3 separate regions of the Homo sapiens genome follow, and all the other regions are linked to region 2. The links are chromatin loops, found by intact Hi-C in ENCODE. Cell type or tissue: GM12878. All regions are shown on one strand. Each heading gives the region's core, and the rest is flanking DNA. Links, peaks and the distances in the headings are about the cores only. Region 1 overlaps ULK3 (unc-51 like kinase 3). Region 2 has its middle 10 kb from the start of CSK. Region 3 overlaps RPP25 (ribonuclease P/MRP subunit p25).

Region 1 (10,340 bases), core at 645-5,644, 64 kb before region 2:
AGGTGGGTTCTGGCAAGGGTAGCTGGTGAGACAGCCCCTCCTCAGGCCCTTTCCCTGCTACAGGTGGGGCAGTACGTGTCCCGGGCTGAGGAGCTCAAGGCCATCGTCTCCTCTTCCAATCAGGCCCTGCTGAGGCAGGGGACCTCTGCCCGAGACCTGCTCAGAGGTAGACTCCGGTTTCTGGCTGACCCCAGGGCCCCCAGCAAACCTCCCCACAGCCTGAGGGGGAGGCGGGTGGGGAGAGGCATCCTGCAGCGAACAGGCAGGTTGCTTCCCTCACCCTGAGCCTTTCCCCTCATCTCAGAGATGGCCCGGGACAAGCCACGCCTCCTAGCTGCCCTGGAAGTGGCTTCAGCTGCCATGGCCAAGGTTTGTGCCAGTGGGAGGGGTCCAGGTGGGTCGGGGCAGGGCAGGGAGATACCCAGGCCATGACCCTAAGCAGCCTGGTGTCCTTGTGGCTGCAGGAGGAGGCCGCCGGCGGGGAGCAGGATGCCCTGGACCTGTACCAGCACAGCCTGGGGGAGCTACTGCTGTTGCTGGCAGGTGAGGGCCCCCATTTATGCCCCCCACAGGGCCTCTGGCCACCCTGTCCTCACCACACACCCTCTCTTTACAGCGGAGCCCCCGGGCCGGAGGCGGGAGCTGCTTCACACTGAGGTGCCCACTGAGCTTGAGAGGGTTGGGGGGCTTCCTCTTCCCCTTTCTCTGCTCTTACCTGTGGGGACCTCTTTGGGTTCCCTCTGGAATGTCCCACTGTCAGGGTGTTCCAAGTCTGGAAGTCAAACCATAGGGCTGGGGTGCTCAGACAGGGCAGTGGGGGATCTGGGAACCCAGCAGCAAAAAGTCTGGGAAGGCTTCCTGGAGGAAGGAGCAGATAAGGGACTCAGGAGGCAAGTTGTTCTGATGGGGCAGAGGGTTCTGGAGAGCATCAGGGGTGAGGAGGAGTTCCCTTTGAAACCCCACCCCCCGCCACTCTCCCCCACACCCAAGGGCATATCTTTCCTTGGCAGGTTCAGAACCTCATGGCCCGAGCTGAATACTTGAAGGAGCAGGTCAAGGTGGGCACATGGGGGCCACGCTGGGGCTAGGGTCTGTGGGTTCTGTTGCTCTCTGCTTGTGGCTGTCGTCCCCCCCTGCTGGTGTATGTCTGCTCTCTCGCCTCCTCTGCAGGCCTCCCTGTCCCTGTATCTGCCCTTCACTCTCTCTCTTGCTCGGCACTGCGCTGTGGCTCGTGTCCCCGTCCTTCACTCTCTCACTTGCTCGGCACTGCGCTGTGGCTCGTGTCCCCGTCCTTCACTCTCTCACTTGCTCGGCACTGCGCTGTGGCTCGTGTGTCTGCCTCTCATCCCTTGTGCTGCCTTCACATCCCACAGATGAGGGAATCTCGCTGGGAAGCTGACACCCTGGACAAAGAGGGACTGTCGGAATCTGTTCGTAGCTGTGAGTCCTGCCCTGGGGTCGATCCTCCATCCAAGGAGGGGTGAGGGCTGGGGGCCCTGGGTTCTGCCTCCCTTACCAAAGACCTGAGACTGACCCTCCCCCATTGTCCCCCTCACCCCCGTAGCTTGCACCCTTCAGTGACCCTAGAAGAATGATTGGACAGATGTGAGCCATCTGGAGCAGAGGGGCACTAACCCAGGCTGACGCCAAGAATGAAGTGGCCCACTGCAGCCCTGGCGAGCAGGCTTCTTGGATGGACAGTGCTGAGACCCCCATATCCCAGAGTCCCCAGCCTCCCTCAGGTTACTCTGCACCCCACAGATGGTTTGATGGCTGTGCTGTATACTGGAGGGGAGGGCAGGACTCTGGGAGAACAGCACTTCTTTCATGAGACCTTTGTTACTCGGTGGTTACTGGGTCCTGTGCCTGTCCGTTTTGGGGCATGCAGCCCTCTATCATTTTTGGCTCCGAGAAGAGGGCAAGGGGCCCCCGCAGGGTACTTCTGTGCTTGCCCTCGCCCTGCCAGCAGGCAGCTGTGCCCCTGGCCTGCCCTTCCCGGGACCCCTTATTCCAACTCAGCTCCTCTTTGCACTGGAATGGGGCACTCCAACACCCCTCAGGGACCACCCTCCCCACAGTATGCACTCAGCCCCACAGAACCCACCAGTCTTTCTGGGAACTCACACCTGCCCGCCATCTTGGTACTTTAGGTTAATCCCTCAAGCATGAAAGCTGGATCTTTTGGGGTTTAAGAAGCCCAAGCCTTGTTCCTGCCCTGGCCTAGGGAGCACTCAGGAGGGTTCCTTGGTCCTCATCTCTCCCACCTCCGTTCCCTCTGGGCCCCACACTAGCCACAGCGCGGGCCTTGTGCTGGAGTTTGAGCCTGGGACAGGGAGAGGGAGGCTTGGAGACAGTCTGACCCAGTGCCCTCTAGGCCACCCACTTCTAGGCCTGCCCTGCCGCCGTGGAGCCCTGGGCAAGCTCTTTCCCCTTTCTGGGCCTGGGTCTCCCCATCTCTTCAATGGGGCTGATACCTTCACAGCCCACAGCATGGGCACTTATGAGGACAAAGTGAATTTAACCTGGAAAAGAATGTATTTGAGAGTTTCTTTTAAATAATCAGCGGGTGTTGGTGATTTGTAGCCCTTCTGCCCTTAAATGCTTCCTTGGGCAAGAGCTGTCTGTCCTCCCTGCAGGAGGCTGAGTGTAAAGAGTATCATTCATTGTTTCTCTATTAAATTATTTTCTCTATTTGCGCGTCTCTTCTTGCCTTAAGAACGACAGGAGAGGTGGCCGCTGCCCACAGGCTGGGGCAAGAAGGACTGCAGCAAAAGCTGCGGAAGCTGAGGTAGGGCCGGAGAGGTCGCGAGATGGAGGGGAATGCTGAGAATGATAGCCACATCTGCCCTCAGCCCCCAGAGATCCAGGAGAAGGGCTGACCAGGGTCATTGCTGCCCACACCCAGGCGACCGGTGGGGAGAGGAGCACAGGCCTGGGAGCTGGGAAGGCTCAGCTCCAGGAGTGCAATCTTCCACCATGCTCTGCCCTCCACACCGCACACTGTCTCACCCCAGACAGGATCTCTTGGCTTCCTTCCCTCCCTTACCCTGGGCCACTGAGGGAGCAGTGAGCTGGACTGGAGGAAAGGGCATGTTTTGAGGTATCATGCTCACACCCAGCCCCCAGGGTCTCCATTTCCAGCAGGCTCTGTACCCTGGCCTTCCCCCAACCCCACGTACACCCCAGGTGTCAATCTGATCAGCACTTGTTGGGAGTAGGAGGGGAGCACATCCCCTGGCAGCCAGCAGGGGAGCAGTTCCTTAGACTTACCCATGCCCCCGGGTTGCTCAGTCATCCCAGGGTTTCCCATACCTGGATGGGAACAGACCCTGGGAACTATTCTCCCTGAAGCCCCTGGCCTGGCCATCGGGGGGCAGTGTGGAGCAGTGTCCCAGAGGGCAGGAGGAACTGCTAGAATTCTGGCTCTGCTACTTGGCCTTGAAGTTTAGGATCCATCGATGAGCCTATTTCTTCATAGAATGAGGTTGAGGATAAGGGCCCCATGTGTAATGAGATGTTGCACATGGGCATGGCATACAGTAAGAATACAATAAAATGTGACTTTCAGATCTAAGGAGAGAAAGGTACTTCAGATTATCTCTGGAAATGGGCCAGACAAAAAAGCCTCAATATATAAAGTGAGGGAACAGGAGGGGAATGAATGGACCTGGTTGAGTGGATGAATTGAGAAGATGGGAGGGGCTGGGTGCGGTGGCTCACACCTGTAATCCCAGCACTTTGGGAGGCCAAGGCGGGTGGATCACGAGGTCAGGAGATGGAGACCAGCCTGGCCAACATGGTGAGACCCCATCTCTACTGAAAATATAAAAATTAGCCGGGCGTGGTGGTGGGCGCGTGTAGTCCCAGCTACTCGGAAGGCTGAGGCAGGAGAATCACTTGAACCTGGGAGGCGGAGGTTGCAGTGAGCCAAGATCGGGCCACTGCATTCCAGCCTGGTGACAGCGAGACTCTGTCTTAAAAAAAAAAAAAAAAAGAAGATGGGAGGAAGAGTGGAAATGAAAGACGAGATGGAAGACTAGAGAGAATTGAAGGGCAATAGAGAAAGGGTTGGCCCATCGACTCCAGTTGCTTATTTGTGATCACTATATTGGCTGGCTGAGAACAGAGGCCTGAAGTTCTTAGGCAGGTAGGTGTGGAGAGCAGTGGGCCCCCACAGGGAGGATTCAGTACTCGAAAGGCCTGGGGACTGAGGCTGCTGGAGGAGCCCCTGGGAAGGGGCCCTTCTTGAATAAAACATCTAGATGGTCTCTAGGTTGGTCCTGTGTCCAAGCCGCCTGCCAAGCAGGGAGGCAGCGCAGTCCGGAGGCTGGGGCGAGGGGGGCAGGGCTTGCTTCTAACGGCAGAGGCCTGTAGGAAATGCGCAGATCCACTTTCTAAAGGTCATGTTTTCCTTCAGAGGAGGCAGAGTTGTTTTTGCCTCTCACTTTCAACACTCTGTAGGTGCCCAAAGCAGGATGGCTACCTCCTAGCAACGTTCAGGGGACTGCCCTGTCCTCCTACCTCCATCCCAGTCACCCAAGCACAGAGCCAGCCCTGGGCCAAGCTGGGGGAAGCACCCAAGCCTTCTCCCACGGGGCCAGCCCTGGAAGATGCAGATGGGCCTCAGAAGCAGATAGAGGGACCCAGGTGTCCAGCTGGCCCTTCTTTACCCTCTTTACCTGGGATGTGGGAAAGGACATAGGACCTTTGTTCCTGCGGAAGGTCATCTAGAAGGGCTTTTGTCCCCAGAGGCCGGGTTGCTGTCCCAGCCCTCCCTGAAAGGGCAATGGCCCAACACCGAGGCTGGGGCCCAAGGGAAGGAGCACACCAATGACAGCTTCCCCAGAGGAACTCATACTACACCTACACACAGCAGATCCCACAGACACAAGACAGCCGTGTGCAGGCTCACAAACCCCCGCAGGCCCCACACACACGCTCATGAGCACACATGCAGGCGCAGCTCCTGCTGAATGAGGCTGAGGCTGCCTCAGTGCTGCTGCTGCTCCCCTGATCTCAAACCTCAAATGGCCTCTGGGGACAGCTCTGCCTGGCAGGCATTGGGTTGGAGGCATGGCAGTGGACCCTGTAACTACACCCCCAGCCCCACCTCAGGTCTGTGGGATAGAGGACAGAAGCTCCAGCCTCACGGCTGAGTGTCAGCTGGGTCAACAGGCAATGTCAGCAGCTCGGCTCAGCTAACAAGCATGTCCCAGGTGTCCTTAGCGCCTGCCTGGGGCCTCCGGTGTCTGAGGAGGAACCATCTGGCTGTTGAGGGAAGAGGAGATCCTCCATGCTGCAAACCCTGGTCACCCTCCCCAGTTCCTTCCTGGGGACCAGCTGGCCTTGGGAAAGTCACTTGTTCTCTTGGCACCCTCTTCCTGCTGGCAACTGGGCCTGAGCTGTCCGGGTGGGTAGAAGGTAGGAGCAGGGGACTGCAGGCTCCTTGGGCAGGGTTTCCCTGAAATCTGCATTGTGGAACCAGAGCCCCTGAGGGTGAAAGGTGGTGGGACAGGCAACCATCTCTGCCTCTTCCCTCCTGCTGAAGGGGTTTGGGGAAGTTGGAGGGGCTCTCTTAACTACCTTTTAACATTTCCTGTATGCTCAGACTGCCTGCAAGGGTATGAAGGAGAAAGGAAAGGGGAAAAGGAGGGAGGGAGGGAAGGAAGGAGCAGGCCTGAAACATCAGAGTCCTAACTACGGGGTACTAACGGGGTTCTAGGCAGAGGGTGAAATGGGAAGTTTTGGTGGCAAATGACTCTGTGGCCCTCACATCACACCAGGTGGGTGGACCAGTCACAGGACAAATATGTAAATATCCTAGTTAGACATTGGATTGTCTAAATAAGAGAGGGTGGGAACAGCTTGGGAAGAGAGTAGTAGTTGATGTATTCAGGGCTCGAGGGCTTGGGAGTTGGGGGGCAGGTGCAGAAGAGCTCCAGTTGGGCCAAGTCAGCCCCCAGCTGCGGGCAGATACAGGACAGGCACTGAGCCAGCAGAGCAGCAGGGCATGAGGGCACACAGGTGAGAGGGGTGCAGACTGACAGAGACCCAGATTGCAGGGCTGATGGGGAGGGGGAAGGAAGAAGGGAGGCCAGGCATGCCCAACAGAGCCAGGGACCCCTCAGCCTACCCTCATTGTCCATCTCTATCTGAGCCCCACAGCCTCCTCCACCCCATTCCAGGGATAGTGCAAACTGGTCAGGGCTTCTTGGAGTTCCGCTCCCAGGGTGAAGGGGAAACTAATGTGGGGGCTCACCCCTCTCCCGACCTTTAATCCAGGTTCCAACCAGCCTTGCTTTGACAGGGTTCAGCGAGTGCAAGTTCCCCAGCCCCCACTGCCCACCACCCCTGCCTCTCCTTCTCGGCCCTGCGAAGCACTGAGGGGGAAGGGGTCTGTCGAATCCCATTAGGCAGAAGGCCCCGGAGGGCGGAGTGCTGACGTGGGCCTTGCTGCTGATGCTGCGGAGGCAGCCCATGACCCCCCTACCCGGCTTGGGGCTCTGGCTTGGGTCTCCTCCAGCTCTGAGAAGGTCAGGAGGAGGCCCTGGCCTGGGGGCAGCCCAGGAGCAGCTCAGAGGCCCAGGCCCATTCCCTGGGGACACTCAGGAGAGTGAGACCAAGAGTGACAGCTTCAGCAGCAGACTCCAGGGCTGGGCCTGTGTCTCTCCCTGCCCTGTCTCCTCTCTTCCAGCCCCGCATGATCTCCTGTACAGGTTGTATATGCCTTGTTTTTATTTTACAAAGGAGACCTCATGGAAACTTTGCCCTTGAAACCCAATCCTCAGACAGCCGCTCCTGCCTGTGAACCTTGGCTGGCTTCCCTACAGGCCGGGCCCTGGACCTCGGGGTGGGGCACCTAGGGTTGGCCCCATAGCACCTTCCTCCTGCCCAGGCCCCTGGGGCGACCTGCTTGGGGAGCTTCCTGGCTGGTTTCTTAAACCTCCCCTGACCCCTGCCCCTCAGCCCCTGCCACAGGTGAGCGGGATGAGATCTGGGCTCTTCATTTTTTTAAAAGAATGAGTTACATTTATTGATATGGTTTGTCATATGCTTTATAAATGGTCACCCTTTGAAACATGTATTATTACTATTTGGGGGAGAGGGGGACTGTTCATTTTACAGGGGACAAGCAAGACAGGCTCAAGGAGGGAAAGGACAGGCTCAAAGTCATCACAGTGTGGGGCTGGAATGCAGTTGCCCTTCCTTCTTTCTTTTTGCACATCTTCCGTCTCTAGGGTGAGGAGGGGTGTAGGCACAGGCACCCAAGACAGCTGCGGTCCAGCCCCGGCCCCACCTGTGGTCTCAGTGACGCCCCAGAGGCCCCATCTTCCCCACATAATGAGGCTGCTCCATCCTCCTCAAAGCCCAGACCTATTTCATAAGCCCCAGACCCCACCTTCACCCAGGGCCCCAAGAGAACAGAGCTGGAGACACTTCTACTCCTAGCACTGGATGCCTTCTCCCCTCCTGTGAAGCTGTAGGTGGGGGGTGGAGGACACCCCTTTAAGGCAGGCTCGGGGGGCTATGAACTCCAAGACTCCTGGAAGCCAGTAAGAAGTGGGAAGGTAGGCACACCATTTGGGATTTTTATTTTTCACTGAGCTAAGAGAGGAGATTCCAGCTATGGAATCCAGAGAGCGTTCTACAGGAACAGAACAGAAATTGGCTGGGCCCTGGGCCCAGAGGAGGCCTGGAGCCGCTTACTGTTCAGTGCCAGCTTCATCCTTGGCACTCTGCCTCTCACACAGCATCGCTCCGGCTCCCAGAGCCCACAGTGGCAGCCGCTGGAGGCTGTGGCAGCAGCTGCTGCCCTGCCCAAGGAGGGATGTGGGCTTGGCTCTGACAGTTCAAGCCAGAAAGAGCCTTAGAAGTCATTCAGGACATTCCCATTTTACAGATGATGAAATAAGGCTCAGAGAGAGCAGGGGCTTTCAAGAACAATAAAGGTGGAGACTGGAACTCAGGCCTCCTGTCTGCTGAGGGTGTCTGCCCATGCTCTCTCTCAGAGTTTCTGAGTGGTGGTGTCTGGAGGGGCTGGACACGCAAGGGAGCTGGCCTCGTGTGTGTCTGTCTGTGCCGGGATGTATCTGTGGCTTCTGTCTCTGAACGTGCCAGGGGTTTTGTGTCCTGTGTGTGTCTCTCTGTGGGTGCTCCTGTGTGCAGGAACTTGGGGCCATGGCCAGAGAGGGATGGGCCTATTCCTACAATCTTGGGAGGCCTCCACAGGCTGAGCTGGTGGGGAGGGTCCTGAAGGGTAGAGTGAAGATGGGGACTTTACTCCCAGCGGAGAGGAAGAAACCAGAAGATAGGCTTGGGGCATGGATGGGAAAGGTCTTGGAACTAGGATGGGGCAAGGGAAACAAAGCCCCAAATGGAGTATGGGTCCCTGGAAGTTGACACACTCTTAGCCCTCATGGGGGCCCAGCCCAGTGGGTAACCCCGGGGAAGTGGTCACATGACGTGACACTTCTCAGCTGATTGCTTGAGATCCCCCAGTGTGGCCTGGGCCTTGTCCTTGAGTGAGCCCAGGTTCAAGCCAGGAAGGCTGGCCAGCTGCCCAAGGACTGAGGCCTTCTCCTCCTCCTCCTCTGTGTCCTCCTCGATCATCTTGGCCAGCTCCCGGGGCAGCTCCACGTCTCCACCTGCCATCTGGATCTGGCTCTCATCTGTCTCGTTCTGAAGGGAAGAGGGGAAGAGGGGGTGGGGTGGAGTGGAAGTCTGTGAGGACCCAGAGTTGAGAGGACAGGGAGGAGGCTTGGACTGGGTTCCAGGCCCCTAGATTCTATTTTTTCTTTTTTTTTTTTTTTGTAGAGACGAGGTCTCCCTATGTTGCCCACGCTGGTCTCAAACTCCTGGGCTCAAGTGATATGCCCACCTTGGCCTCCCAAAGTGCCGGGGGAATACAGGAATGAGCCACTGTGCCCGGCCCCTTAGATTCTTGAGCCCCATGTTCCAGTGAGCTCAGCTCCCACCCCCACATCCCAGGATCAAGCGTTTGATGCCTGGACATGGAGACCTTTTTATATTACCTTATTTCACTCTGAGATGCTGAAGGACCAGCACAGTGAGTAAAGACAAAATGAAAATACCTATGAGTCACACTGTTACAGTCAGCTAAGTCATGTTTTGACTCTTGTTATGCTTAAGGGTGTAACCAAAAATAGTGATGGGTACCATTTATCAAACATCTATTATATCTATTACATGGCAGACGTTGAGCTGGGTGCTTTTAATTCTCACAATAACCCTGTGAGGTAGGTAGGTATTGTTATTTCCACTTCACAAATAAGGAAATTGAGGCTTACAGGATTTAAGTAACTTACTTTAAATTTAAGTTACTTAACTAACTTAAGTAACTTAAGTAACTTAAATTATCCAAGATCACACAGGCAGGATGTTGGGGAGCTAGATTCAAACCTATGTCACTGATTCCAACATCTGTGTTTTTTTGCATGGCACCTACGATGACCATTGCCCTTCACTATTCTTCTGGGGGGCGCCTTATGTCCTACTCAGTTGCATCCAAGTCTTGGCTCTTCTGCTCAACTCTGACTTTGCTGATGGCAGGTGTCTCTTATATGCCTAGCGCAAGCATCTGAGGAATGATTTTATTCCTAGAAGAGTTTGCAGTGAGGCAGGCTTTCTGGACCGGTTTTTCCCCGTGACAGATTTCCAAAAGATTGGTGCCCTGTGGGGAGTCAGAAGCAGCTGGGGACTCAGTAAATATTTGTTGAATGAGTGAATGTGATGTTCATATATTTGGTCATTCAATTCAAGTGGAAGATCAAAATCAGGAGCGCTATAGCCCTGTGCTGTTTTCCCCTGAGTCCAGCACAGTTCTGGATGCACTAGGGTGATATTCTGGGAGAGATTTGTGCTTCATTCCCCTCCTTAGACAACAGGAGCAGCACACTTACACGCCCATCTGGTGGTGCACTGCCCAGGGGAGCGTGGGGGCAGGGATCTCCTGAGATATACTCTCTGGCTGCTTGGCCGGCCAAGGGGGTACTTGGCTCTCTACGGGCAGACTCCATACTCTGGAAAGCAGCCTGGGGCCCTGGAGCAAAGGCAGGCTCATATTCACCGGCTTGAGGGCTGGTCCCAGCTCCATGGCTCACTGGCTGTATGATCTTAGCCAAGTCCCTCCATTTCTCTTAGCCTCAGTTTCATCTTTTGTCGCTGTGGGTGATAGCTGCCTGGCAGCATTATTGGGGGTTAGATGAGGACATGAAGGTCAAGTACTTGGCACACACAGGGCTTCTCTCCCCCACCTTAAGTAAGTTCTGCCCTTCAGTAGGTTCAGAAACCCCCAGAACACTCACCTCTGCAGTCAAATC
Region 2 (10,340 bases), core at 2,708-7,707:
AAGCCAAGAGGCCACAGTAGCCCTTGTCATCTTAATGCCAGGGGCCTGTTGGCTGAGTGCCAGCTGAGGCCCACAGATAGCAAAGACTCAGGGAACCAGGGGCCAGGACAGGCCTCCCCTGTGACCTCTGCCCCTTCCTGCCTGACCTGCGGGAGAGCAGGCTCTTGGGGATTCCATCAAGTCAAGCAGCTGAGACTTCCTCCTGCAGAGATAAACCTTGGCCTTCCCAATAACCCCTCTCGCCCTCCTGAGAAGGCCTGAGCTCCCATCCTTCCAAAGCTGTCCTTTGGAGGAAACATGTCTGCCTGAATCTAGGCACTGAAAACCTCCCTCCTAAGGCTGGAAAGTTTATTATGAGGATGAGGCATTGGCCCAGGAGACCCAGGTTCTAGGGACAGACACTGCTTCTTTTTTTTTTTTTTTTGAGATGGAGTCTCGCTTTGTCGCCCAGTCTGGAGTGCATGGTGTGATCTCGGCTCACTGCAACCTCTGCCTCCCAGGTCCAAGCAATTCTCCTGCCTCAGCCTCCCGAGTAGCTGGGATTACAGGCGCCACCACCACACCCGGCTAATTTTTGTATTTTTAGTAGAGATGGGGTTTTACCATATTGGCCAGGCTGGTCTTGAACTCCTGAACTTGTGATCCGCCCGCCTTGGCCTCCCAAAGTATTGGGATTACAGGTGTGAGCCACCGCGTCCGGCCGACACTGCTTCTTACTTTGGGCCAGTCCTTCTCCTCTAGGCCTGTTTCCCTACCTAGCAACTGAAGGGTTTGGATTTGGTGATCCATAGGTCTGAATCCCTGTGTACAAGTGGAGGACCTTGGGAGTAAGGTGGGGAGGGGCTGCTGACTGCCTCTAATTTCTGTCCCCCTGGGACCAGAGAACTATCATTTACTGAACACCTACTATGTGCCAGGTACTTTATTATTATCATTGATAATAGCAGCTAATATTTATTGAGCACTTACTATGCACAACCGCTTTTCATGTCAGACCAAGGTCAGCTCTCTCCACTGCACCAGTTTGCTCCAAGAGGATTTCCTGAGAAGTTAGTTTTTGTTTCCCGTCGCGATGATGGTAGAAGTCTTGATTTGTTGGCTTGGTGGCTTGAGTGGTGTGGTGGTGACCCAACTGAGAGGCCACTGGGAACTGGAGGACCCCACCCTCGGGGCCTGAGGCAGCCAGCACTCAGGGGTTAACTGGCAGACCCCTGATCGCAAAGGTTTTGGGTCCTGGGCTTCCTGGTTTGATATCTCCCTAGAGAGGGCAGATCCAGAGCCAAGTCTATGACAAGAGTTCGCCAAGGTGCCTGGGATCCCTGCAGGCTGTCCCAGCGCCTCCCCCACGCACACGATTCCCTCCTCCTGGGTCCCTATCTTCTTGGAATGTTCTGTCTTGTGGGGGCAGAGGTGTTCAACAAGGCGAGGCAAGTTCCCAGAGGATTGTGCAAGTGCAGTGTGAGTGCGGAGCAGAGACCTCTCCTCACCTGAGCACTCAGACCCTGCAGGAGGAGAGGTGGTGCCTGGGGGCCTGGCAGAGGGGGCAACAGGAGCAGAGGCCCTGGAACTGGAAGGGATTGAGCTTTGGGCAAAAGGAAAACAGGCCAGGATGGGATGGGGTCAGAGCCTTGGAAGCAGAGGCGCAAATGGCCAGAGCCTGTAGGATCCCCTGTGGAATAGGGGAGTCTTTGGACTTCATCCTTAGGGCATCGGGGCCCCGCCCCCATGCTATTTGAGGGTTCACCACAGCCTCAGCTGATCAGATTTGCATGTTAAAAATATTACTTCTGCTTCTGGTTGGAGAATTGACTGGCTGTCCTCGGGAAGCTTTGATGACCTCTTCCCACATCCCAAGGCTGGAAGCCTCCCCTCTGCTATTGTCCCTCACTGGCCCACTTCTTAGTATTATAGCACTGACTACCCACTTCGTATTTGTGTCCTGATCGGCTGCTGGAGGCTGAATCCTGGTACTCAAACGTTTGTTGAATGAATAAGTGATATGAATTTCAATTAATAATAATAATAATAGGCAATGCTAATGTAGGTGTTGCATGTGCTAGCATCATTCTAAGCATTTTACGTGTCTTTTTGTTTGTTTGTTTTTGAGACAGAGTCTTGCTCTGTTGCCCAGGCTGTAGTGCAGTGGTGCGATCTCATCTCCTGCAACCTCCACTGCCACCCCCCTCCCCCCACCCTGGGTTCAAGTGATTCTCCCACCTCAGCCTCCCAGCAAGTAGCTGGGACCACAGGCACATGCGTGCCATCACACCCAGCTAATTTTTGTATTTTTAGTAGAGACAGGGTTTCGCCATCTTGGCCAGGCTGGTCTGGAGCTCCTGAGCTCAAGTGATCCACCTGCCTTGGCCTCCCAAAGTGCTGGGATTACAGGTGTGAGCCACCGCACCCTGCTGTTTACTTTTTTTTTGAGAAAGGGTCTCCCTATGTGCCTAGGATGGTTTTGGAGCTTCTAGGCTCAAGCAATCCTTCTGCCTCAGCCTCTCAGAGTAGCTGGGACTACAGGGGCCTGCCTGGCTATTCTACATGTCTTAAGTTTCATTTGATCCTCCCAATCTCTTTACAATGTAGATATTATTATTACTTCTATTTGCAGATAAGAAAACTAAAGAGGGATTTAAGGAGGACACAGTCACCAGATCCCAGCTGGGGGAAAAGGGACCCGGGATGCCACCACATCATTCTTGCTCAATTTATTACAAAGTCTTCCAGGTTGGAGTCCTGGCTGCACCCCATCCCAGCCTTGTGACCTTAAGCAAAAGTCACTGAACCTTTCTGAGCCTCAGTTTCCTCATCTCTAAAGTGGGACTGAGAGGACCCATGTCACAGGGGACTTATGCTAAACCGAGATGATGTAAAGTTGCTTGCTTAGCAGGGTTCTTTGACACAAGGCAGACTTTCACACCACGGCAGTTAGATGAATATTTTTTCTCTCACTCCTGAAACAGGCTTTGTAGTTCTGGCTCTCCCCTGCTGGGTTCAGTCGGGCTTTCCAAGGGTAGGGCCAGGCCTTTTGTCTGTTCCTAGGCCTACAGTTTCGCAATGGCTGATGAATTGAAAACCCTCATTCATCCATTCACTAAATATTGAGGGCGTGTTTACTACCTTCCAGGCACTGGAGCAGCTGGAATTGGGCAGAGCCAGAGCTACCTGGTTCCCACCTGGAGTCCTGGGCTCACAGCAGGCTGACATATCTCCCTCAATGCTGTCAGGGGTCACTTTTGTGCTGAACCCAATAGTCCCCAGGCTCTGCCTTGCTGACTGGAAGCCGCAGTTGGCACTGTTCTGGCTTTCCTCCTGGGAACTCTTTGGGCGAAAGCAGGAAAAGAGGCCCTGGGGTTCTCTGCAGTGCAAAGGTTAGAGACCTGGCCCAAGGTGGGGCAGGTGAGAAGGAGCAGGAGGTCTGCTCTGCGAGGGCTGGGAAGAGAGAGCAACTGGGCACTGGTGAGCCTCAGGCCCAGCTTTTGCAAAACCCATGCAAATGCCCCCGCCCAGGTGTTACACCTGTGAAGAAACCTGTGTGCCAACATTGTCCCTGTCAGAGATCAGAGGAGCTTTTGAAAGACCTCCTTGCCTGATTGGGGGTGGGGTGGAACTGGGCTGGGGGCTGGGGCCAGGGATAGATACTCCCTGAGCCGGAGGAGACTTTGGAAGCCCCAGTGAGTCAGGGATGAGGCCTGGAGGGCCCTTTGTCAGGGGACTCCAGAGGACCTGGAGGGAAATGCCCCTTCCTTTTGGCCCGTAAGACCCCCAGAATTTCCTTCTAGAGAGTGTGTGTTTGGGTGAGGTGAGCTCCGTGAGGACAGGGACTGGCTCCCTTTCTTCTGTCTCTCCATGGGAAGGCACAGAGCCTGTAGCCATAAATGTGTGCTGAATGAATACGTGAGTGACCAGATTTTCCCCCGGGGGTCTCAGGGCTCCCGTTCCAAGGAGAAGCTCCTTGCCTGCATCCCTATTGCCCGCGCCCCAGTCTATCTTCTTGAATCCCTAACTGGAAGCTTTGGGTCTCCAGGAGTGCTCTCCTGACATTGAGGTAGCCCCGGGAGGTCCCAGTCACCTCTCCCTCCAGCCAGGGTCAGTTCCTTCTTTTCTTTTTTTTCTTTTATTTTGAGACAGAGTCTCACTTTGTCGCCCAGGCTGGAGTGTAGTAGAGCGATCTTGGCTCCCTGCAAGCTCCATCTCCCAGGTTCAAGTGATTCTCCTGCCTTAGCCTCCTGAGTAGCTGGGACTACAGGCGTGTGCCACTATGCCTGGCTAATTTTTGTATTTTCAGTAGAGATGGGGTTTCACCATGTTGGCCGGGCTGGTCTTGAGAAATCCTGACCTCAAGTGATCCACCTGCCTCGCCCTCCCAAAGTGCTGGGATTACGGTGTGAGCCACCGAACCCAGGGCCGATCCTTTTTTTTTTTTTCTGAGACAGGGTCTTGCTCTGTCACCCAGGCTGGAGTACAGTGGTGCGATATCAGCTCACTGCAACCTCTGCCTCCTGGGCTCAAGCAATCCTCCTACCTCATCCTCCCGAGTAGCTGGGACTACAGGTGCATGCCACCACGCCCAGCTAATTTTTGTATTTTTAGTAGAGACGGGGTTTCACCATGTTGGCCGGGATCGTCTCGATCTCTTGACCTCATGATCTGTCTGTGTTGGCCTCCCAAAGTGTTGGGATTACAGGAGTGAGCCACCGCGCCCAGCCTGGGGCCAGTTCTTATCCCCTAAAGATTCCCACCCTCACCCCGCAGCCAGGTTGCCTCCTGCAGCCTGCAGCCCTCAGCGACTCCAAGTCCTCTGCAGCTGGTGGTGTAGCCAGCTCTCAATGCCTGTCTCCACCAAGTGACCAGCCAGCAGTGTGTTTGGCAGCTCACTGAGGAGGCCCACCAGGTGGGCTGCTGGGAGCCAGCCCCTTGCGTGGGGCCTGGCGCGGGTGCTGACACCCACCTCCACCCCCCGCTTTGCTGAATGAGTGAGGATAGATGTTGGGGAGACAGGACCAAAGCTTGGGATGAGTCAGGCCGGCTAGGGCCAGGATGTGTGACTGGGGCCCAGGGAGATGATGTTTGCTGGCAGTGCCCTGTTCCAGCCGCACTGGAGCCCTTACTTTCCCTGGGTGACTGCCCTATTCCCAGCTTGGTTCTCTGTCTTTGTGAGCGGGGCATTTATTTTCTGCTAATGTTAGCTGGAGGTCAGTCTCTGTTGTTTGTGACTTAGAAGCCTGACTGGTGCCCCCTGACCCCACCCCCATCATGGCGGGTGGGAAGATGAGGTCAGGTCTTGCGTTTGAAGTGCCAGATTCACAGCAATTAGACAAAGGCCATTGTCTTCCCTTGCACTCTGGGTGATTACTCGCCTCCTGCCTCTTTCAGAATCTAGAATTCAGGCCTGGCTTGGTGGCTCACGCCTGTAATCCCAGCACTTTGGGAGGCCGAGGTGGGCGGATCACTTGAGCTCAGGAGTTTAAGACCAGCCTGGCCAACGTGGTGAAACCCTGTCTCTACTAAAAATACAAAAAATTAGCCAGGCGTGATAGTGCACGCCTGTAGTCCCAGCTACTCAGAGACTGAGGCAGGAAAATCGCTTGAACCCAGGAGGTGGAGGTTGCAGTGAGCGGAGATTATGCCACTGCACTCCAGCCTGGGCGACAGAGCGAGACTCCATCTCAAAAAAAAAGAGAAAATCTAGAATCCAGTCTGGTCTCTGGTGGCGCTGGGCTGTTGGTCTACTCGGGTCTGAGGGGGAACAGCGCCTCCTGGTGGCCACAACACAGAGCTCAAGGGGAAGGAATGAGAGAGCGACAGAGAGGCAGGCAAGGTCACACTGCCCTGTCGGGCAGGCTCAGAGGCACGCCTGGAGAGCAGGCGCATGTCTGCTCTGGGAAAGATGAGCCGTTTGGCTCCTGGGAGGACCATGTCCCAGGCTTACCTAGGGCTGGAGCCAGAGCTGACTGTTCCCGATTGCGAGCATCACAGGGCAGGTCCTGGGTGGATGAGGGCAGGGAGCTGGAAGGGGCCCCATTTGGCTGTGGAATAACTTTTCTAGAGGAGGTGCTGGGGGGTGGGTGAGCCAGATCAGCATATGGCTGCTGGGACCCCACAGGGCCCCCTACCGTGGGCTGCTCCCTGATTTGAAGGCCACCACCACGCTGGCCCCTGGGGATCCTGGATTGGCCTCAGTGTTGCTGACATCCTCAGATTTTCCTGAGTAATAAGAGCAAAGTGAGGACAGGTAGGAAGGCACACTTTGTTGAACACCTACTGTGTGCTGGGTGTTTGCACATTTGCTCTCATTTGATCATCTTCCTTCAAGGAAAACAGTAGCATCTAGATCTTAACTGTAGGGCAAGGGAGACCCACAGAGGGTGATTTACAGAACCACCCCAGAGCCTGAACTCTTTTTCCTGCCCCATGAGGAGGTCACCAGATGGCAGCTGCAGAGACCCCAGGCCCCAGGTCCTAGGTTTGCTCGGCAGTGAAGGGCTGCAAGTTGGGGGAGATGTTTGCCTTCTGCCTGCCAGCCCTCCATGTAGACCTTCAGAAGCTTCTGGTGCAGGGACCATCTCCTGCTGGACATGGTTGGGGTAGGAGGGTCTGGTTGCAACAGTCCTGGACCTTGAGGTGGGAGGCAGAGATAGGGCACAGGTGGAGGCAGGGCCAGGAAGGAGGAGCATGACATAGCAGGCTGGGGTCAAACTCCTGACTTCACAGTCTGCCCTGAGCCTTCTCCGCAGCTTTTGGCTTGGTCCAGGCCCTTTGAGGGGAATGCCAAGTTGGAGTGTCATGTGTTGCCCCAGTCACTTCTGCATGGGCTCCAAGAGCCACCAGCAAGCTTGAGGCCAGATCCAACTCCGCAAATGACTAGAGGTGTCATCCTGGGCAAGTGACCTCCTGCGCCTCTGTCCCCATCTGCCCAGTGGGCATTAGCACATCGCTATCACAGCGAGCTTTAAGGACTAAGTGGGACAAAGTGCCAGGAGGGACCTGGCATGGAGCAGGTGCTCGGGGAACTTCGGCTGATTCTCAAGTGAAAGCAGAAGCAAGGGGGCAGCTGGACTGCAGCCATCTCCAAGATCCTGGAATTTAATCCCTTTGAATATAAGATCCCTGAGAAGAGGCAGGTGGAGGTGTAGGTCCGTGAAGAACTGGCCGCTCTCATCCCTGTGCCTTTGGCACACCTGCAACCCTCGTTTTCTCACCTGTTGCTCCAGCTAAGTGAGCAATGTGAGAGTCCCAGGAGGTTACAAATGGATCTGCACCATCAGTGTTCCCAGTGCCCCAGCACAGAAAATATAATGAATCAGCCTTGAGGGTAGTGAGCTCTCTGTTCTTAAAAGTATGAGAACAGAAGTTGAACTCCTGGCAGGGAGTTAGATGAGGAATTGGTGTTTTTTTTGTTTTGTTTTGTTTTTTTGAGATGGAGTCTTGCTCTGTCACCCTGCCTGGAGTGTAGTGGCGTGATCTTGGCTCACTGCAACCTCTGCCTCCTGGGTTCAAGCGATTCTCCTGCCTCAGCCTACTGAGTAGCTGGGATTAAAGGTGCCTGCCACCATACCTGGCTATTTTTTTTTTTTTTTTTTGTAGTTTTAGTAGAGACGGGGTTTTACCCTGTTGGCCAGGCTGGCCTCGAACTCCTGACCTCATGTGATCAGCTCGCCTCAGCCTCCCAAAGTGCTGGGATTATAGGTGTGAGCCAGCACGCCTGGCCTGCACGAGGAATTTCTACTCCAGGTGGGTCTATGAGGACCAGGCTGGGGAATGAGAGGAAGTGGGGGGCTGTCCTCTGGCCACTCTTAGTGGCTTCTCTAGAATTTCTGCATAGGACTGACTTGAGACTTGTCTTGAAGTTGTATTTGCAAAACAAAGTCGCTTATTCCTTAGGTTGCCTTTTTATTTGGGGTGGGGTCCCCAAGACAGTGGGTAAAGGCTAGCAGCTATGAGAAACATGTGTTTCTCTAACTGCCCACGAGGGGGCAGCCTACACTGCATTTTCGGCTCCAGTTCTTGGCTGGGGAGAGTGACGCGGGCAGATCCTGACATGAGGACAGGGCTGGGGGCTGATGGATTGGGAAGAATTGGGCATCAGATGGGTGTGGGGCGGGGGCTATTCTTCTCCCCATAGATCACAAGCCCGACTTTTTTGGGGTTAGGAGGAACAGGCAAGGTGGGAAGCTTTCCTTTCAACAGTGAATCCTGCCACTGGAAAAATTTAGTAGAATTTGAAGACCACGGTTGTAGCAAGCGTCCAGGAAGCGTTTCAGCTCGACATTTCGGGACAGATTCCTGCCTCTCCGGGGCAAGGAGCACGTGACAGCATGGCTGCTGGGAGGAAGGGAGCCCCGCACATTGTGCACATGTACCCTAAAACTTAAAGTATAAATAAATAAATAAATAAATAAATAAATAAATAAATAAAAGAAAAGCCCCCAGAGGGCGGCCCTGAGCTCACATAGGACAGTTAAGCAGGGGACTTGAGGCACGGTGGTGAGCTGGAGCTCCTCTGTCATCCCCTGGGTGGGAGGAACCTGGTGCTGGCTTGTGTGTAGTGCGTATCTACCCACTTCAGCCTCCCAAAGTGCTGGGATTACAGGCTCATTGCAGAGCTCCTGGCCTTTTCCCCGGGCAGCCACTCGCAGCAGGCCCAGTGACATCCTGGGTGGATGAGGGCAGGGAACCGAGAGCGGCTGGAGGGGAAGGAGATGGGATAGGACCATTTCTGGAAAGAATGGGTGGATTGGTCACTCAGAGAACAGCAGAACCCAGCCCTTCCAGGAACCATCCCCAGAAGCCCCTTCTGGCTCTGGATGGGCTTTTCTAGATGGGGTGCTACAGGGGTGAGCCCGATGTATATGTGGCTGCCAGGACTCCCCACAGTCCCCTGAGTCTGAGCCCCTGTGCATCCGCAGCTTATGCATGTAGCATTATCAGCGCAGGATGCTCACACTGGTTTAGCACAGTGCGCCTGTAGGCACCGGGAAGTTCTGACTCTCCCTTGGAGTGGGGCCTGGAGCCCCTCTCTGGGTGAGGGGATGGCCTCACCTCTCTCTGGGTGAGAAGGCAGCCCCTTCTCAAACTCATCGGGTGCATCCCTGGGGACACAGGGCAGAAAGACCCATGACCCCCTTTGGGCTCCAAGTTGGGGGTGCAGGGCAGAGGCCAGAGAGCTCAGCCAGAGCCTAGCAGACCCCAGGCGGGCAAGGAGGAAATTATACCGAGTCCCACCCACTGCCTGTTTGCCCAGCTGCAGGGGAGCCTGGCAGGAGCCAGGATAGGATTCTGCAGCCCTGGGGCAGCAGGGACTAGGAGGGGACTGGCCTGGCAGAATGAAGGCTGGGTTTTCAGCCTTGCCCGTACACCACCTTCCTGGAAAGAAGACCTTCTTCCCAGGAAAAGAAAAGCCCCCGGAGGGTGGCCCTTTCCTTCCCGTCCTGGTCTTTACAATCTTGCAAAAGGTCCCCAAATGCATACCTGAAATACCTCTGAGTTCATAGAGCCAAAAAGATCTAGGTTTCAGTTCTGGCTCTTCTGCTTTCCTGAAGAAGCCATCTTCCCTCTCTGAACCTCTGTCTCTCCATCTCTAAATTTGGGTTATTTCACAGGTGAGGCTATGCCTTTCCTAAGAGGGGTGATAATTTGCCTTCAAGCACACAGTAACCCCTTTCCTGCCTCAGGACCTTTGCACAGGTTGGTCCCTCTGCCTAGAACTCTTTTTCCTCTTTTTTTTTTTTTTGATTTTTTATTTTTTGAAGCAAAGTATCGCTCTATCTCCCAGGCTGGAGTGCAGTGGTCCGATCTCGATCTTGGCTCACTATAACCTCCGCCTCCCGGGTTCAAGCGATTCTCCTGTCTCAGCTTCCCGAGTAGCTGGGACTACAGGCATCCGCCACCACTCCCGGATAATTTTTGTATTTTTAGTAGAGACAGAGTTTCACCATATTGGCCAGGCTGGTCTCGAACTCCTGACCTTGTGATCCGCCCGCCTCAGCCTCCCAAAGTGCTGGGATTACAGGCGTGACCCACCGCGCCCACCCTCCTCTTTTCTTTTCTTTTCTTTTTTCAGATGGAGTCTCGCTCCTTCGCCTGGGCTGGAGTGCAATGGCACAATCTTGGCTCACTGCAGCCTCCGCCTCCTGGGTTCAAACAATTCTCCTGCCTCAGCCTCCCGAGTAGCTGAGATTACAGGCATTCACCACTATGTCTGGCTAATTTTGTGCTTTTAGTAGAGACGGGGTTTCTCCATGTTGAGGCTGGTCTCGAACTCCTGACCTCAGGTGATCCACCCGCCTCAGCCTCCCAAAGTGCTGGGATTACAGGCGTGAGCCACCGCGCCCGGCATA
Region 3 (10,340 bases), core at 2,947-7,946, 180 kb before region 2:
GTCCCCGCCAGCCGCGCCAGCGTCCAAGAGGAGCCTAGGGGAACCCGCAGCTGGAGAAGGCTCCGCGAAGCGATCGCAACCCGAGCCAGGGGTTGCGGACGAGGATCAGACGGCCTGAAACTCCGGACTGTGGGCCACCTAGTCCGGCAGGATCTTCCGCCAGCGCCTCCACCTTCAGATGTACCTCCAGCCTTTCACTCCTCGGTCCTCCGGAGCCCACAACCTGGACACAGCTCCTCAAGACAGGTAGCATGGACCTTAAGGCGACAAGAGAGGGGCCCCAGGAGTGGCAGGAGAGGATCCCCGACCACCCTAGGGAAACTTCGTGCGATAATTGCTGCTTATGCCCGTGTTGCGTGAAGACACGGAACTTCACCTTTTCTGGGACCTTCTTTGGGGGAGAATGGTGGACAGTGGGATTCTGGAAACTTGTTTGGGACCCCCAAGGGTTAAAGCCACCCAGCATTCACGAAGAGCACCTGAAGTATGGAAGCTGAGAAGAGTTATTGGAATCACCCCCACCGTTGACAGAGGAAGGCAGGGGGTGAGAATTAACTGCTTGAGGGTAGGAGAGTCTGAGATGTGGGGGCCCTATTCCGCTCCCCGCCCTGGGACAGTTTTCCTTTCTAGTTTTCTTTCCCCTGCTTCAGAGGAGCATCTCTGAGGGTTCTAGCTCTTTTAACACCCCTTTTCCCCCTGCTGGCCCAGAGGGAGACCCAGGACTGAACTCTCCAGGCCTCCTCCCCTGAGCCCTGCAGCTGGCTGGAGTCTTGCTTCCAATAAAACAAGCACAAAAATGGCTGTGTCCCCCATTTTTTTTCTAACCACCCGCCTGTGCAGAGACAGCTCTCGCCTGGCCCCTTGTGTCTCCCCTCCCCTCCAGCCTTGCGTCCTGAGTCTTTGGAGTCTTCAGGGTCAGGCACAGAGACTGAACAGCTTCAAAATGGTGCAAGGCACTGCCCAGTCCCTGGCTTCTTCCTCTCTCCTCCCCCACTCCGCCCTCCCGGGCTGGCCCTGGCCTCAGAGGCTGTTGCAAATGGGGGCCCGTGTACCCCTGTACATCGCCACTAAGGGAAAGGGAGCGGCACATTGTTTTTCTGGGAGGGGAAGGAAGGAGTGGAAGGACAGCATCGATGAACTCTCCTGGAGGTCACTGCAAAGGGTGGCAGACCCTGCTGAGGTCCCTGAATCTGCAGCCTCCAGACAATAAACTGAACCTTACCCAGAAGGCTGGCACAAAGCCCCCAGCTCTGTGGGTAGGATCTCCCCTTCACTGCCCTCTCTCTGAGAAAGGACAGCACACCCTTGGGAAAGGGGGAGGAGAGAGACTGAGCACAAATCCACTGCTGGAAATTACTATTCAGCAGAGAAGCTGGGTCTTGGGCTGTGAATCACTGCAGGCCTCCTGATAAGCTGCTGCCTCCAGCCCTGCACAGCTGTCTGTTGAGAGATAACAGCCTCATAAGCTTCTCTGCCCAACTCCAAGCCAGCTGGGGGGTGGGGGTGCTGCTGTGTGCTGGAAGAGCTCTGGTGAGTTGGGGGTGGCATACAGCCCCAGGATCTCAGAAGCAGATCTCATCCCATGCAACTCAGCAGCACCCCTGGAAAGGGGGAGATGCGGAAGAATGTATTTATAAGTCATTTTGCTGGCAGAACCCTGAAATAAATCCTGCTGGTGACAAGAGATACGTTCTGTGGCTGACTGGAGGGGCTCTTAGGGAGGTTTCCCTCCCCTGCAGTATCTCTGCTTGAGCTTTGGAGTGAGCTTTGTCATCCAGACTTTGTCCCTCGTTGCTCTCCCCAAATTCCTGCTCTTGATGAGTCCCTGGAGAGGGCCAAGGGGTTTGGGTTTGCTTGTCTGACCCTCTCAGGGGTGGCCCAAGAAGCATGGAAAGAATGTAAACTGTCCTGACAAGATGGCCTAGCTTCTCCTGGACTTCAGCATCTAAAGGCAGTGATAAAACTTGGACAAGGTCCTGCATGGTAGAAGCTTAAGGGAGACTGGTCTTGGTTCTGAAAAGGGTCCAACTTTCCAAGACAACAAGTGACTGATAGCCGGGTTACCAGGACTATGAAAGCAGGGCCTGAGGCCGGGCATGGTGGTTCATGCCTGTAATCCTGTAATCCCAGCACTTTGGGGGGCCAAGGCGGGCAAATCACGAGGTCAGGAGCTTGAGACCAGCCTGGCCAACATGGTGAAACCCCGTCTCCACTAAAAATACAAAAATTAGTCAGGCATGGTGGCGGGCGCCTGTAATCCCAGCTACTCAGGAGGCTGAGGCAGGAGAATCGCTTGAACCTGGGAGGCGGAGGTTGCAGTGAGCCGAGATTGCATCACTGCACTCCAGCCTGGGCGACAGTGTGAGACTCCGTCTCGAAAAAAAAAAAAAGAAAGCAGGGTCTGCTAGTCTTGTCACGGAGATAAGGCTGCAATGGATTTTTTTTTATTATTTTTTTTGAAACGGAGTATCTCTCTGTCGCCCGGGCTGGAGTGCTGTGGTGCGATCTCGGCTCACTGCAACCTCTGCCTCCTGGGTTCAAGCGATTCTCCTGCCTCAGCCTCCTGAGTAGCTGGGATTACAGGCGTGTATCCCCACACTCGGCTAGTTTTTGTATTTTTAGTAGAGAAGGGGTCTCACCATGTTGGCCAGGCTGGTCTCAAACACCTGATCTCAGGTGATCCACCCGCCTCGGCCTCCCACAGTGCTGGGATTACAGGCATGAGCCACCACACCCGGCCTCTCTTTTTTATTTTTTTTATTTTAATTATTATTATTATTATTTTGAGAAGGAGTCTTGCTCTGTCACTAGGCTGGAGTGCAGTGGTGCAATCTCAGCTCACTGCAACCTCCACCTCCTGGGTTTAAGCGATTCTTCTGCCTCAGCCTCCCAAGTAGCTGGGATTACAGGCATGTGCCACCACGCCCAGCTAATTTTTGTATTTTTAGTAGAGACGGCATTTCACCATGTTGGCCAGGATGGTCTCAATCTCTTGACCTTGTGATCCACCTGCCTTGGCTTCCCAAAGTGCTGGGATTAGAGGTGTGAGCCACCACGATTTTATATATATATATATTTTTTCGCCCGGCTGTAGTGCAATGGCACAATCTCAGCTCACCGCAACCTCTGCCTCCCAGGTTCAAGTGATTCTCCTGCCTCAGCCTCCGGAGTAGCTGGGATTATAGGTGTGCACTACCACGCCCGGCTAATTTTTTTATTATTAGTAGAGATGGGGTTTCACCATGTTGGCCAGGCTGGTCTCAAACTCCTGACCTCAGGTGATCCACCCGCCTCAGCCTCCTGGAGTGCTGGGATTACAGGCATGAGTCACTGCTCCCGGACTCTTTTTATTTTTTTATTTTATTTTTTATTTTGAGACGGAGTCTCACTCTGTTGCCCAGGCTGGAGTGCAGTGGCACAGTCTTGGCTCACTGCCGCCTCCGCCTCCCAGGTTCAAGCAATCCTCCAGCCTTAGCCTCCTGAGTAGCTGGGATTACAGTCGTGGGCAACCATGAGCAGCTAATTTTTGTATTTTTATTAGAAACGGGGTTTCACCGTGTTAGCCAGGCTGGTCTTGAACTCCTGACCTCAACTGATCCACCCGCCTCGGCCTCCCAAAGTGCTGGGATTATAGGGGTGAGCCACTGCCCCCGGCCTGCAGTGGATTTCTCTTGATGGGTCAGAAAAGTTCCCTTCCAGCCCAGAAACCTATCCTGGGGGGTAGAGAAGAGAGGAACATGTTTATCCAGCATCAGAGCATTAACCTTCCCCCAAGCAGGTCATGAAACACTTTCTTTTCTGCACTCCCGCCCCACCCCGGCAAGTTTGGTTCCCAGGCTTTCAGTAGGTGTGCTGACTCACCAATGGAACCCAGCACGCATGAGCACTCCATCTCTGCCCTACTGATTTCTGGCCCCACTGACCTAGGAGCAGGCTCCAAAAGAAGGTGACAGATGTTCCTCTACCCGCTCCCCACCACCAAGGCTGAAGTGGGAACCTCAGAAGTCCTGGGATAAAGGGAGGGGTGGCTAGGGGAGCACCTCAGAGACAAGGCCCATTTCAGGAGCCGACTAGTGGCAGAGTGGGAGAGTCCCTCTTGTGAAACCCCATTTTTCCAATAGTGGTCTCTACCCAGGAGCTTCCTGGACCCAGCCTGGTGCTTGCCTTGGCCCCGCCTTGGGATACTTCCAGACTAGGAGCGGCAGTGAAGTCTCACACCTAGAAAACTTAGGTCACAAAAACAAAATCCATTTGGAAACATAAAAGTATATAATGCAAGGCCCAGAGCTCATGGTCGAATGAGTGATGGACTTCCACCTGAGCCTTCATTCATTCAACAAGTGTTCACTGTTGTACCGGGACCCAGTCTAGAAATGGGCTGGGGCTGGGTATAGAATCACAGCATAATCAGACACTGTACCTCAAAGAGGGCCGAGTCTTGGCCAGGTGTGGTGACTCACGCCTGTAATCCCAGCACTTTGGGAGGCAGAGACGGGGGGGGGGGGGTCACCTGAGGTCAGGAGCTTGAGACCAGCCTGACCAATATGATGAATACAAAATTAGCCGGGCATGGTGGCGGGCGCCTGTGATCCCACCTACTTGGGAGGCTGAGGCAGGAGAATCGCTTGAACCCAGGAGGTGGAGGTTGCAGTGAGCTGAGATGTGCCATCGCACTCCAGCCTGGGCCCATCTAGCACAGTGTGATGATAGAAGATGGGAGCTCTGAGAAGGGGAACTTACCTTGCCCAGAGGTGCTGATGGAGCTGGTTCTCCAAGGATCAGGAGTTAGCCAGCTGACCAAGACTGGACAGGGAGCTCCAGGCAGAGCATAGAGAGCGGGTGTGTATGATGCTGAGGCTGCCACAGGTGTCTGATGGATAGAGGAGATGGCAGAGGGTAACGTGTAGAGATGCAGGTGAACTAGAGTGCTAGGTGGGAGCCAGGTCACAGGGAAGTGAGGGAGCCGGTGGGAGCCAGGTCACAGGGAAGTGAGGGAGCCACTGGGAGCCAGGGAGTGCTCTGAGCCCAGATCTGACTGGTGTTTGAGAAGGATCCCTCTGACACCTGTGTAAGTGGGAGTGGATTGGAAGGGGGTCTGATTAGACCCTAGAGACAATGCAGGGATAAGAGATGAGACATCGGCAATGCGGAGGGAGATGGGAGCAGATGTGAGAGCTACCCAGGCTAGGTAGGATTTCACTGCTATTACAGCCAGGAAATGGGAGGGTTCTCCTTGAGCATTAACCCTGCCTGGCCAGGACTTGGTCTGCCTTTCTGGCACCCCAGGGGACGTGCTATGTCAGGACCAAACAATGGAGTGATTATTTTTTGTGGGAGGTGGGAGTACCCAGCTTCAAATTGGTAAATCTTTAAGAGCTGTTGTCCATTGCCATGAATCTGCCAGAGTGTATTCACTTCACTGTTAGGTGCATACCTGGGCCAGACACACACACTGCCTACCCCCACCACCCCTTGCCCTTCATCTCCCAAGCTGATTAGTTCAGTTTTGGTCATTGCTATGCCCACACTGACCACTAGGTGATGCTCTCGTCCCTCTATTTCACTGAGATGTTGAAACACTCGCAGGTCTCCAAGAGAATGGTAGTTAGAAAGGCAAAGGAAAGGAAGGAAGGGAAGGAGAATGAAAGAGGAGGAAAATGCAGCCACAGGAGGGTCTCCTCAAAGGCATCAAGTTTCTTCCTTTCAGAGCACAGATACTGGTTTATAAGTGTGTCCTCATTAGTCTTATCTTTTGGCTATTGGTCACCCTACTAACCCATGAGCCCGTGATTGACTGGATCCTGCCTGCCTTGCTCCTTGCCCAGCTCCTGGCACATGAGAAGCTCTTAGAGAGTTGTTGATTGAATGGACTTGCCGCTGGCCAGGCACAGTGGGTCATGCCTGTAATCTCAGCATTTTGGGAGGCCAAGGTAGGAGCGCTGATCACTTGAGCCCAGGAGTTCCGAGTCTAGCCCTGGCAACATAGTGAGATACCATCTCTACAAAAAAAAAAAAAAAAAAAAAAAAAAAAAATTAAATAGTTGGATGTGGTGGTGTGTGCCTGCAGTTCAGTTACTCAGGAGACTGAGGTGGGAGGATTGCTTGAGTCTGGGAGGTCCAGTCTGCAGTGAGCCATGATCACTCCACTCTTTCAAACCAACAAAAGACTTTCTGAGCCAGGTTTCTGAACTGTTCTGATGTCACATTACAATTCTTAACCATCCAACCAATGGCCAAAGCTGCCCCTATCTCTTCCACAGCTTCTCATCCCATCTGAGCCCTTGGGTACCCCTGCCTTTGGAGAAGCTAGGGTCACCATGGCAATTGGGTTTGTATATTCAGCTTGAGGATTCCAGTGTTGTTTCTGACACCTGAATATTATAGGTGCTATGAATTGAATTTCGTGCCCCCCCACCAAGACATGTTGAAGTCCTAATCCCTGATACCTTATTTGGAAACTCTGGCTTGGCATGGTGGCTCATGCCTGTAATCAATCCCAGCACTTTGGAAGGCCGAGGCAGGTGGATCACCTGAGGTCAGGAGTTTGAGACCAGCCTGGCCAACATTGTGAAACCCCATCTCTTCAAAAATACAAAAATTGGCCAGGCGTGGTAACTTATGCCTGTAATCCCAGCTATTCAAGAGGCTAAGGCAGGAGAATGACTTGAACCCAGGAGGTGGAAGTTGCAGTGAGCCACCAGATTGTGCTACTGCACTCCAGCCTGGGTGACAGTGAGACTCTGTCTCGAAAAAAAAAAAGGAAAAAAGGCTGGGCACGGTGGCTCACGCCTGTAATCCTAGCACTTTGGGAGGCCGAGGCGGGTGGATCACCTGAGGCTGGGAGTTCGAGACCCGCCTAACCAACATGGAGAAACCCTGTCTCTACTAAAAATACAAAATTAGCCGGGCATGGTGGTGCATGCCTGTAATTCCAGCTACTCGGGAAGCTGAGGCAGGAGAATCCCTTGAACCTGGGAGGTGGAGGTTGCAGTGAGCCAAGGTCAAGCCATTGCACTCCAGCCTGGGGAACAAGAGCGAAATTCTGTCTCAAAAAAAGAAAAAGAAAAGAGATTCAGCAGATTTAATAAAGATCTAAATTAAGAAATTAGGATGAGGTCATATTAAGTAAAATGGGCCCTTAATCCAATACAATTTAATTCAATGAGGAATCCTTATAAAATAGAGAAGAGACAGAGATTGATTACACAGAGGGAAGAATACCATGTGAATATGGAGGCAGAGGTTGGATTTATACACCTGCAAGCCAAGGAAGGTTGCAAATGACAGAAGCTAAGAGAAAGGCATGGAACAGATACTTCCCTAGAGTCTTCAGAGAGCATGGCCCTGCCCCACTTGATCTCAGACTTCTAATCTCCAGAACTGTTAGACAATAATTTTTTTTCTCTATGCTTTTTTCTTTTCTTTTTCTGCGATGGAGTTTCGCTTTTGTTGCCCAGGCTGGAGTAAAATGGCGCGATCTTGGTTCACTGCAACCTCCACTCCCAGGTTCAGGTGATTCTCCTGCCTCAGCCTCCTGAGTAGCTGGGATTACAGGCACCTGCCACCACGCCCAGCTAATTTTTGTATTTGTAGTAGAGATGGGGTTTCACCATGTTGGCCAGGCTGGTCTCGAACTCCTGACCTCAGGTGATCTGCCCACCTCGGCCTCCCAAAGTTCTGGGATTACAGGTGTGAGCCACCGCGCCCGGCCTCCTCTGGGTTTTAAGCCACCCAGCCTGTAGTACTTCATTATGGCAGCTAGGACTCTAATCCAACAAGTGTTCTCACAGCCTTCAGTGGGAATAGGGAAGAGGAATGTGGGTTGTTTGCCAAGGCCCCTGTTACCAGAATTTCCAGCCCTGCGTGGTGGGAAGGTCTCTACTTTGCAGCCTTGTGCCAACAAACGTTATGTCTGATGTTGTATGGAAGAGATCATAGGCTTTGGAGGAAGTCAGTATGATTGAGGCTTTGGGCAAGTTAATTCTTCTCTGAGCCTCAGTTTTCTTGTTTGCAAAATAAACCAGATTGCTGTGGAGAAAAGGGAGATAATACTACCGGAACTCTCAACCTTGGCTCATTGTCAGGATCGCTTTGGACAGTTATTAAAAATACAGATTACTATCACTTCTCCACCTTTTGGCTAAAATCAAGTGTAAAAATACGGATTACTGGCCGAGCTTGGTGGCTCATGCCTGTAATCCCAGCACTTTGGAAGGCCAAGGTGGGCGGATCACTTGAGGTCAGGAGTTCAACCTGGCCAACATGGTGAAAACCCATCATTACTAAAAATACAAAAATTAGCTGGGACTTGGTGGCGTGGGCCTGTAATCCCAGCTACTCAGGAGGCTGAGGTGGGAGGATTGCTTGAACCCAGGAGGTGGAGGGTGCAGTAGGCTGAGATCGCACCACTGCACTCCAGCCTGGGCAACAGAGTGAGACTCCATGTTAAAAAAAAAAAAACAAAACAAAACAGATTACGGATTTCAAAAATTAACTGGGCATAGTGGTATGCACCTGTAGTCTCAGCTACTGGGAAGGCTGAGACAGGAGGACTCCTTGAGCCCAGGGGTTAAAGGCTGCAGTGAGCCATGTTCACACTACTGCACTCCAGTCTAGGTGACAGAACAAGACCGTGTCAAAAAAAAAAAAAAAGCCAGCACAATGGCTCACGCCTGTAATCCCAATACTTTGGGAGGCCGAGGTAGGCAGATCACCTGAAGCTAGGAGTTTGAGAGCAGCCTGGCTAACATGATGAAACCCTATCTCTACTAAAAATACAAAAAAAAAAATTAGCTGGGCATGGTGGCCAGTGTCTGTAGTCCCAACTACTTGGGAGGCTGAGACAGGAGAATCACTTGAACCCGGGAGGCAGAGGTTGCAGTGAGCCAAGATCGCCCACTGCACTCCAGCCTGGGCACAAAACTAGACTCCCTCTCAAAAAAACAAAAACAAGCCAGGTGTGGTAGCTCACGCCTAAAATCTCAGAACTTTGGGGAGGCCAAGGTGGGCGAATCACTTGAGGTCAGGAGTGAGAGACCAGCCTGGCCAACACGGCGAAATTCTGACTCTACTAAAAATACAAAAATTAGCCGGGTGTGCTGGCAGCCGCCTGTAGTCCCAGCTACTTGGGAGGTTGAGGCAGGAGAATCGTTTGAACCAGGGAGGCGGAGGTTGCAGTGAGCAGAGATCATGCCACCCCAGTCCAGCCTGGGCAACAGAGGGAAACTCCATCTCAAAAGCAAAACAAAAACAAAAAACCAAAAAAGAAAACGAAACAAACAAACAAAAAACAGATTACCTGGGCTAAACTCTAAACCAACAGGATCAGATTCTCCCAGGAGGGACCTGGGAATACACATTGTAATAAGATCTTCAGCTGATTTTGATGGTTCATCAAGATTGTTTATTCTCTGAGATGTTATGTAGCCACATTTACAGTGGTAAGAGAGACACAAAATTAAATCCCCTTCTTTTGCTTTTCACCTTCAGTAATGGTTTGAACATGTTTCTGGAGAGAAACACTGTTAAATAACTGCCACAGCCTGGGTTGGTGTCGCAACCTGTAGTCCCAGCTACTGGGGAGGCTGAGGCAGGAGGATCACTTGAGTCCAGGAGTTCAACACCAGCCTGGGCAAAATAGCCAGACCCAGTCTCTTAAAAAATAAAAAGCAGGCAGGGCGCGGTGGCTCACGCCTGTAATCCCAGCACTTTGGGAGGCCGAGGCAGGCGGATCACGAGGTCAGGAGATCGAGACCATCCTGGCTAACACGGTGAAACCCTGTCTCTACTAAAAATACAAAAAAATTAGCCAGGCATGGTGGCAGGCGCCTGTAGTCCCAGCTACTTGGGAGGCTGAGGCAGGAGAATGGCGTGAACCCAGGAGGCGGAGCTTGCAGTGAGCTGAGATCATGCCACTGCACTCCAGCTTGGGCGACAGAGTGAGACTCCATCTCAAGAAAAAAAAAGGCATTAGGATATAGGATACAGACGTGTTCACACAGACGAAAGACCATGTGAAAACAGGGAAAAAAGATGTCTATTTATAAGCCACTCACAAGAAACAACTGGGCTGGATGTGGTCCATAATCCCAGCACTTTGGGAGACTGAGGTGGGAGGATTGCTTGAGCCCAGAAGTCCAAGGTCGGCCTGGCAACATAGCAAGACCCTGTCCAAAAAATTGTCCAGGTGTAGTAGTGTTCACCTGTAGTCCCAGCTACTTAGGAGGCTGAGGCAGGAGGATCACTTAAGCCCAGGAGTTCGAAGCTGCAGTGACCTATGGTCATGTCACTACTCTCCAGCCTGGGCAACAGAGTGAGACCCTGTCTCTAAAAAAAACAAG

The links. A loop is a pair of places that touch in the nucleus more often than their neighbours do. Peaks named below come from ENCODE experiments on the same cell type or tissue, not always from the same donor. Only the 100,000 strongest peaks of a DNase experiment are listed, where the experiment ranks them.
Region 1: it touches region 2 in a loop (11-fold over the local background); 69 of 110 quality-filtered maps call a loop at or near these places.
Region 3: a loop joins it to region 2, with 8 times the contacts of the local background. A loop is called at or near these places in 101 of 110 quality-filtered maps.

What each region holds. Positions count from the first base shown.
Region 1 is chr15:74,828,469-74,838,808 of GRCh38, reverse strand. It overlaps ULK3 (unc-51 like kinase 3), which reads left to right. Exons shown (of 16, transcript NM_001099436.4): 10 at 64-166; 11 at 305-369; 12 at 465-543; 13 at 617-657; 14 at 1,011-1,058; 15 at 1,374-1,440; 16 at 1,565-2,691. The coding sequence ends at 1,581. It overlaps CPLX3 (complexin 3), which reads right to left. Exons shown (of 3, transcript NM_001030005.3): 3 at 7,007-8,679. The coding sequence ends at 8,455. It overlaps LOC105370897 (a long non-coding RNA gene), which reads right to left. Exons shown (of 2, transcript XR_932478.1): 1 at 9,921-10,340; 2 at 9,108-9,691. Among named protein-coding and RNA genes, the nearest start is that of CPLX3, 7.0 kb to the right of the region's middle. RefSeq lists a silencer at 1,767-2,343 and an enhancer at 2,943-3,012. In GM12878, for the core only: CTCF peaks have their summits at 1,145 (motif pointing left) and 3,367 (motif pointing right); no DNase peak of the experiment used is centred there.
Region 2 is chr15:74,766,664-74,777,003 of GRCh38, reverse strand. No RefSeq gene overlaps it. Among named protein-coding and RNA genes, the nearest start is that of CSK, 10 kb to the left of the region's middle. RefSeq lists enhancers at 1,466-1,535, 1,556-1,665, 2,765-3,342, 4,299-5,012, 5,013-5,728 and 1 more. In GM12878, for the core only: a CTCF peak has its summit at 5,767 (motif pointing left); no DNase peak of the experiment used is centred there; H3K27ac peaks cover 330 bases.
Region 3 is chr15:74,945,762-74,956,101 of GRCh38, reverse strand. RPP25 (ribonuclease P/MRP subunit p25) reads left to right here. Exons shown (of 1, transcript NM_017793.3): 1 at 1-1,684. The coding sequence ends at 118. Among named protein-coding and RNA genes, the nearest start is that of RPP25, 5.8 kb to the left of the region's middle. RefSeq lists enhancers at 1-580, 581-1,514, 5,366-5,415. In GM12878, for the core only: a CTCF peak has its summit at 5,543 (motif pointing right); a DNase peak (open chromatin) is centred at 5,561.